Linked DNA regions of Mus musculus: regions 2 and 3 are each linked to region 1. The links are chromatin loops, found by intact Hi-C in ENCODE. Cell type or tissue: gastrocnemius. All regions are shown on one strand.

Region 1 (2,500 bases):
GAAGGGATGCTGATAGTTAACACACAAGTTGTTTCTGGTGTCTCAGGGGCAGTCAGCTGGCACTCAAATGTTCTCTTCCAGTGCTGGTTAACCGGCACCTCCTTGGCTGGACTCCTCAACATCCTTGTGTTTAGGGAGAAAGAAGTCTGATTGGTGTCATGGATGATTAACCGCTAATTTAGCTCCCAAGTGTGAATGAAAAAGGGTACTAAGATCTCAGAGGTGATGTGAGATACAGGAGGGGTCACGCTGTTTTAATTTAGTGCACGGTTGAACTCAAAAATTTGGATCAGATAGAAAGAAATGTTTCTCCCTCCTTTTCGACCCCCACCCCCACCCCCATTTCTTTCCTCTGTTTGCAAAGCTCTCAGTGCCCTTGCCCTTAAGAACAGCGAAGAGTCATTTGACACGTCTGAAAGCTGGAGGCGAGTTTTACTTTTCAGGTCATCCAATTTAGGAGATCCAATTTCTGCGGAGGGGAGAAAAAAACTGGGTGGGGGAGGGAAACAGCAGACTCCTGGTCTTCCGATCTGTCTACCTTCAATACACAACCTGACATGCAGATCCAGCCAAGTCAGGGCTTTTACTTGAACCTCCACTACCAGCCCCAGCAGCAGCAGCACAACCTTGTCACTCATTCCAGAGAAACACGCCCCATTCCTCTTGACCAATAATGGCTCCACTGCCTGCATAGTAATGAGCTCGAGACCTCCCCTGACCAATAGCGCTCCCGGAGCGGGGTTAGTTTTGCATGTACCTAAATGATTTGCATAACCCGGCGGCCAGGGGCTCCCGAGGCGAGCGTGCAACCCTAGAAGGGAAAAGGACGCGCGGAGCGGGAGCCGCCTCGGGGAGAGCGCGGACAACCAGGGTGTTTGTGAGAGCTGGGGCGGGGGTTGGGACGCCTGGCCGGCATGGCTGGAGGCTGCGCTCCGCAACCTTGAGGAGCTGTGCGGCTGGAGGAGGCCCGGGACAGGAGGCGGCGGCGATGGCAGCGCGCGGCCCGGGCAGCCGCTCTGGGCCGGGTCGGCTGGCCTGAGCCGCGGGGCTGCCGGTGCGCGTCCATGGAGCAGCGGGAAGGGAGAAACTGCGGAGCGCCGCGTCCTAACGCTCCGGCGGCAGACTGCTGAAGGAAGCGAGCGCACGCGGACCGCCGAGGGACGGCGCCCGGGCCCCGAGCCCCGCAGGCCGGCTGCCCCTGGTGCGGCGCGGTGCGGCGGAGGGCAGCGGAGGCGAGTCGAGCGAGAGGAGCCGCGGGAGAGGCGGGCGCGGGCGGCGGCCGCAGCAATGCCGGGCCCGCTGCGGCTGCTCTGCTTCTTCGCCCTGGGGCTGCTCGGCTCGGCCGGGCCCAGCGGCGCGGCGCCACCTCTCTGCGCTGCGCCCTGCAGCTGCGACGGCGACCGTCGGGTGGACTGCTCCGGGAAGGGGTTGACGGCGGTACCGGAGGGGCTCAGCGCCTTCACCCAAGCACTGTGAGTGCGGGCGACCGGGCTGCGGGTTGAGGGACCCGCGGGCGCTGCGGGGCGGAGCCAGGGCTCGACCCCAGCCCCCAACCCCAGCGCCCTGGGGGTGCACGAATCACCTGTGTGTGTGTGTGTGTGTGTGTGTGTGTTGGAGGGTCAGGGGGATTGGCCCCCTTTCCCGTATGCTGGCCTCTCCAGACTTAGCCACTTTGAATCTGAACCTCTAGGAGCTTTTTCTTTTTGCAGCTTTTTTTTGGGGGGGGGGGTGCAATTACTACCTCCTACCCCCCACCCCCCACCTCAAATCGCAAGTGCATTTAGGGCCAGGAGGGAGGATGCTGGAAACGCTTGCCCTTGGCAGCCTTTCACGTGACCTCTTCCCCCATGCGGCCCCCTGTTCGGCTGGCAAAACTTTGGCCACGGATGAGGGCGCCTAGAACTTGGCCTGCGTTTGCCGACCAGGCACGTTCCATGGGGAAGCACCTGAATACCCCCAGGGTTCCCGCAGGCGGAGTGAAGAAACACCTGTACCTAAGAAGGGGAATCGCTTTCCAGTTTGGCCCCGTCCTGCCTGTGCAGTGTGACACCTTAGCTCAGATCCACTCGGGACTCATTACCACGAGCAGAGCCCAGGGAGGAGGAGAAGGATTCGGCCTACCCTGGGCGGGGATCCTTAGTGAATAAGGCATTTAAAAGAAGGAATGCTGACCTGAGGTAGAGAATGTTGGGAGAGAAAGTTCTAGAGCATGTGATCAGTGCAGTCTGTAAGGTGGGCAACCGTTTTCCGCCTGTACCTTCAGCAGAGCCTTTCGTGTGAGCTGCCTGTGGTCAGGAAGAGTAGCATAGATGGTTCTGACCCTCCCCACCTCCTTCCCCAGAGACCCAGAGAGCCTTTAGCATCTCAGGGAAGAGGGGGAATCTGAAATAGGTGTTGGAGGTGATGTTGGCAAATGCCACCCGTAGAAAAAGAATGGGGTAATTGAGCGGAGGGCAGCTTGTATGGCCCTTTCAGCCTTCTCGTGTTGTGTGGCCTATTG
Region 2 (2,500 bases), 79 kb after region 1:
TAATCTGCCCCAAGAAAGAAAATTCAGTGGGCTGGGAGCCCAGCAGTTTCCTGGAGTTAAAGTTACAGTAATGGCTGAAGTTAGAGCAGGATTTCAAAACAAAACAAAACAAAACAAAACAAACCCCCAAAAACAGAAAGTACAGAAATCTCTCTAAAACCCAGAAGTCTTTGAACTTTAAAGTTGTCAGATACCAATTCTTAAAGAAAACAGAAAGTCATTCTAGGTTTTTATCAGTTTTTTCTCTTCCCTCATTTTCACAGAGAGGTCCAAGACTGTGAGACAGGAATGCATGTGATAACCATCAGCAAGAGATTATAAGCAACACTGGGATTTCCTGGCTTATACAGTTTCTCATCCTGCTAACACCAGGCTGTCTTTGTATTGAAAAGTGATTATACAATTATACTTGGTTGTGGCAACAGAAAGAAATAGTTAGGACTTAGTATCCAGGTTTCCAGACAGAGACTTAAACATAAATAATCCTGTTGATAAGGTACTGCCTAACTGCAGAATTTTCTGAAAAAGGTGAACCTTTAAAGCCACAGTAGCATTTATTGGAGGAGTGAATCTTCCCAGGAATGACCTGGATAAACGCTCTAGCCGACCTGGTAAGGCACCAGCAAATTACTGAAATGGCTTTGTTGCTCTTTAAAAAATTGTAAACATACTCTTGGTATCAACTCAGAGTGGCAGTTAAATTCGTTCTCTAATACACCTATACTGTAACACTGGATACTGTAGTACTTGTGTGCACACATAATCATTGCTAAGCCCATCGTCTGTATCTCTGGTTGGTGTATATTCTGAAACATAAATTTCCAACTTGAGTTTTGTGAGTTTTCTTTTAAGTGTGCCTTTCTGCAATGAAGTTAGCCAGGAAAGAGCTGTAATGTACTGGCCTTGGAAGAATTTTAGAGTTGTTGTTATTGTTCAGGACTTGTGTTACAGTTAAATAAAGATAGGCTTCTATGGCTCTGGCTAGTTTTATGGGTCCCTTCTGTTTGGAAACTCAGGAGCAGTGTTCTTTGGTGTGACTCCTTCCAATAAAACTCATTACTCGCTGTGGGTGTTTCTGTTTCCCAGACGCTTAGATGCCAACCATATTACCTCAGTCCCGGAGGACAGTTTTGAAGGGCTCGTTCAGTTGCGGCATCTGTGGCTGGATGACAACATCTTGACGGAAGTGCCTGTGCGTCCGCTCAGCAACCTGCCAACCCTGCAGGCGCTGACCTTGGCTCTCAACAACATCTCAAGCATCCCCGACTTCGCATTCACCAACCTTTCAAGCTTGGTAGTGCTGTACGTGCTTAACCTTTTTACTCCTGCATATTTGTGTTACTTTGAGGGCAAAATGGGTTTCATGTGACAAGTTACTACAAAAGTGTCCCCCATGATCCTGCTGTTGGACGATTAGTATTTGGGGGAGGTGCCTTTGATAAGATCAAACATACTGATTTCTTGAATAATATCTAGTAGTAGCTATTGAGTTTTTTAAAAACAAGTAGCCACATTTTTAAAATAATTGGGTCATTTATCAAATACTTTTTTTATAACTTGCTTTTGTATAACTTCTGTTTCTGTCCCAACAATAAGTATGTTTATTCAGTATTAAAAAGGAAACTGTTTTGAAGTGCTCAAAGAAATAAGATGTTTGTTATTCCTCCATGGATGTTTTTTATTTTCCCAACTCTTCTACTCAAAACATTTTTGATTTTCTATGCCTTTGACCTTTCAAAACTTCATGAGACATGGTGCAGTCTCGTTTCCTTTAGAATCTATTTCCATCCTAAGTGATGGAAACTCCATAAAGCTGCCTTCTCACCTCAGAGAACTCAACCAATGCTAGGCTTTATATGAAGGAAGGAACTAGCTACTCTAAAATTTTATTTCATATGAACCAAAATCAAGAAATCTTCAATGTGTCACCATTATCTGATTAGATTTCCCCTAATGTTGGTAGTCTGTGTTTAGCGAGTCTGTGTAATAGCCAGCTTTCTGTAGTTGTGTGGAAATACTTAGCTATATCATTGCTTTCAGCCACATCAGTTTAGATATATTAAGGAGCTATAACACTTGTATTTGGTAGGTGTGAATGTCATTTTTGTGCCTTTTCCCCCCATAGGCATCTTCATAACAATAAAATTAAAAGCCTCAGTCAACACTGTTTTGATGGACTAGATAACCTGGAAACCCTGTAAGTACATTTTTATATTTTGTATAATTATATTATGATTAGGACAGTGCAATCTTAAACATAGTGAAGATACAGAGAAGAAGTCATTGCTAAGTATAGCTCATTATTAATTCACTTTAACAAATCAGTTTTTACCATCTAATAACCCACTTGTGAAAAATAATTTCAATTATGATTCAAATTGATATTTAAGTGTGAACTTCAAGCCCTCCCTTTCCACAAATATGTATTAAAAGCTGCTCCATCTGCAAAGATTTATACCTTCTACAAGGTGTTGATAGTGTTAAATTTGTGACAGTTTGG
Region 3 (2,500 bases), 53 kb after region 1:
TTCCCTCCTTTCTAAGCTGACTACATACCTATCATGTATGCACTTGTCTCTCGCCTGCATCTGTTCACAGGCTCCAAATGAAACCCACTGACAGTTCTCACCTGGAGGACGTTTTGTAGTTCTTAAAGAAAGCCCGGTTGGCTGGAGCTAGGACTTGTTTTTATTGTCCTTGATTGTAATTCAGAGGCCATTTTCATCTGCAGAGCTATTTGACCTAGTCCCGGAGTGTGTGCTTGCTTATTTTGGTCATGCATAGGGCTTTGACTGCCCCCTGCTATCCAAGGACATTGGGAACCAACACTAGCTTACTTCTTCTGGTAGATTGAAATATGTTTTTCCTGCTGATACCTAAAAGGGGGAAATTCCAGGATTGCAGTGTGTTTCTAAATTGTGGGACATAATTCATAGTGAAAGAGTTAACTTTTCCTAAGCATTGATTCTAAAACCAGATTAGGGCTGTTCCCTTGTCCTCCGTATTCACTTATTTCTAACTTCTGTACAAAATATCAGCATGTAATTTGTTTTCTATTGGCTTAAACCATTTGATGACCACTACTTAGTTAATGATGTTCCTACCTTCTTGTTTTGCAGGGATATCAGTATGAACAATATCACTCAGTTACCAGAAGATGCATTTAAGAATTTTCCTTTTCTAGAGGAGCTGTAAGTACTACTTTGAGCAATGTGCACTAATGTGTTTTCTACTCCTTCATCCTGGAAGCTCTGTCTATGGAGAGAACCTAGTGATCCTTGTCTGAGACCTCCTGATAGCTTAGTCCAAGTGACTTTGTGCGGAGGAACCGTGCTTGGGGGTTGGGGAGAACAAACTTGTTTTTTTAAGCAGTATAATTACTAAAGTTATTTTTGAAAGCCAGAACTAAAAACTGCTACTTCCATAAGACATTTTCCCCCCTGCAATTATTATAACCATGATTGCTGCAGTGACACAAGTTAATTACAGTGCGATCTTCAGATAACGTGGCTCCTGCATAATTACCATTGTTGCCGAAGCAGTTGCTGTATGGGTAACAGAACAGGAGAAATAACACAAGGTGTTTCAGGGCCGGGAAGCAACAGACCTCTTGGACAGTAACTGGACAGCAGCAGGAAGCTGATAACCGATCCCCTTGGCGGTTCACATTGGACTTGGTGGGGGAGGGGTAAGAGTGTCTGACAGAAGCCTGCTATGCCCCCTACAGCAACTTTTTAAAGAATGTTTCTCTATTTGTCACTTGCATTATGAAAACAAAATTTTTGTGTTTTTCATCTTTCCTTTCTTTAGTTGTGCTTTCCATATGCTTTTAATGTCCATAATGAAAAGAGTGCACACCTTTAGGTTTAGGTTTGTTTTGTTTTGTTTTGTTTTGCTTTGTTTTTTTTTGTTTTTGTTTCTTTGGTTTTTGTTTTCTTTTTTTCTTTTTTTGAGACAGGGTTTCTCTGTATAGCCCTGGATGGCACCTTTAGTTTTTAAAAGAATTGAAAACTATGAATTTTATCTTTGGAATCCTGGTGAACAGTAAAATTAGATTTGAATCAGTTAATATAAGCCCCACTTCATGGATTGTGTATTCTGTGGTTGTAGAAAGGTTCTAGTTTGATACTAAGGGCATAAAAAAGACACAGGCCTGAAGGAATCTAAATTCATGTTATAGATCATGTCCTAGTCTCTGTCTGTTGAATATGAGAGCCAAGTCAGTGAAGCTGCCTCTTCTAGCTCAGCCCCTCTTTCCCAATGTACAGTAGGAGTCAAGTTAGGCCCAGATTGTATTTCTAGCTCATTGAAATAGCTATTTAAAGACTTAATAAAACGGAAGAGAATTTCTTTCTTCCCACACTACTTAGTTGAGCCTAATGCTTCTACAGCAAAAAAATTGGACAGAGATTATTTGTCACAAGTTTAAGAACTGCGTCGAATTACTTAGACTCTTGGAGCCTTTGGCTATAAGGTGTGGTTAATAATAATTCCTCATTTGTACTATTCTGGAGCATACAAAATAAATCTTAAATATTTAGTATGGTTTTTTGATTCAGAATGTTATATAAATACTAGCTGGTATTTTATTTTTAAAGTGCACAAGGCAAAATTATGTTTGGGTGAAAGGATTTTAGGGTATGATGTATTTTATTTATGCCTTTTATATAATGCATATTAATTGTTTTTCAGTAATGTTGCTTTAGATAGTTGCAGTTGAAATCTCTATTTTCACCACTATAATCAATCGTTAAGGTACTTTTCTGCTTCCATTTTTTCCCACATCTAGTTTTAGACTTCAGGATTAGTATTTCTTTACAGAAGTAATTATGTAATGAAAGGACATTAGCAAGTGGTTGGTTAGCCATTGTGTAGCTACTATGGGATGTATGATGTACCAGACAGGAAATGGAGACGCTTCCTGAACTCTGGAGGGGACCCCTGTGTGCAGACCACCTTTGTTGATCTACCTGCAATTACCAGTTACACTGTTAGGGATTTTGTGGTGGGAACCTGGCTAATCTCTGC

What was found. Hi-C counts contacts between places; a loop is a spot of excess contacts. Peaks named below come from ENCODE experiments on the same cell type or tissue, not always from the same donor. Only the 100,000 strongest peaks of a DNase experiment are listed, where the experiment ranks them.
Region 2: a loop joins it to region 1, with 2.5 times the contacts of the local background. A loop is called at or near these places in 8 of 42 quality-filtered maps.
Region 3: a loop joins it to region 1, with 2.5 times the contacts of the local background. A loop is called at or near these places in 5 of 42 quality-filtered maps.

What each region holds. Positions count from the first base shown.
Region 1 is chr2:109,916,834-109,919,333 of GRCm38, forward strand. Lgr4 (leucine-rich repeat-containing G protein-coupled receptor 4) reads left to right here and starts at 814. Exons shown (of 18, transcript NM_172671.2): 1 at 814-1,472. The coding sequence starts at 1,288. In gastrocnemius, CTCF peaks have their summits at 770 and 1,393; DNase peaks (open chromatin) are centred at 770, 1,367, 1,914 and 2,294; H3K4me3 peaks cover 2,500 bases; H3K27ac peaks cover 2,500 bases.
Region 2 is chr2:109,995,468-109,997,967 of GRCm38, forward strand. Lgr4 (leucine-rich repeat-containing G protein-coupled receptor 4) reads left to right here. Exons shown (of 18, transcript NM_172671.2): 5 at 1,087-1,302; 6 at 2,126-2,197. Among named protein-coding and RNA genes, the nearest start is that of Ccdc34, 21 kb to the right of the region's middle. In gastrocnemius, no CTCF peak of the experiment used is centred here; a DNase peak (open chromatin) is centred at 1,167; H3K27ac peaks cover 909 bases.
Region 3 is chr2:109,970,101-109,972,600 of GRCm38, forward strand. It overlaps Lgr4 (leucine-rich repeat-containing G protein-coupled receptor 4), which reads left to right. Exons shown (of 18, transcript NM_172671.2): 2 at 592-663. Among named protein-coding and RNA genes, the nearest start is that of Ccdc34, 46 kb to the right of the region's middle. In gastrocnemius, a CTCF peak has its summit at 1,216; a DNase peak (open chromatin) is centred at 1,130; H3K27ac peaks cover 1,412 bases.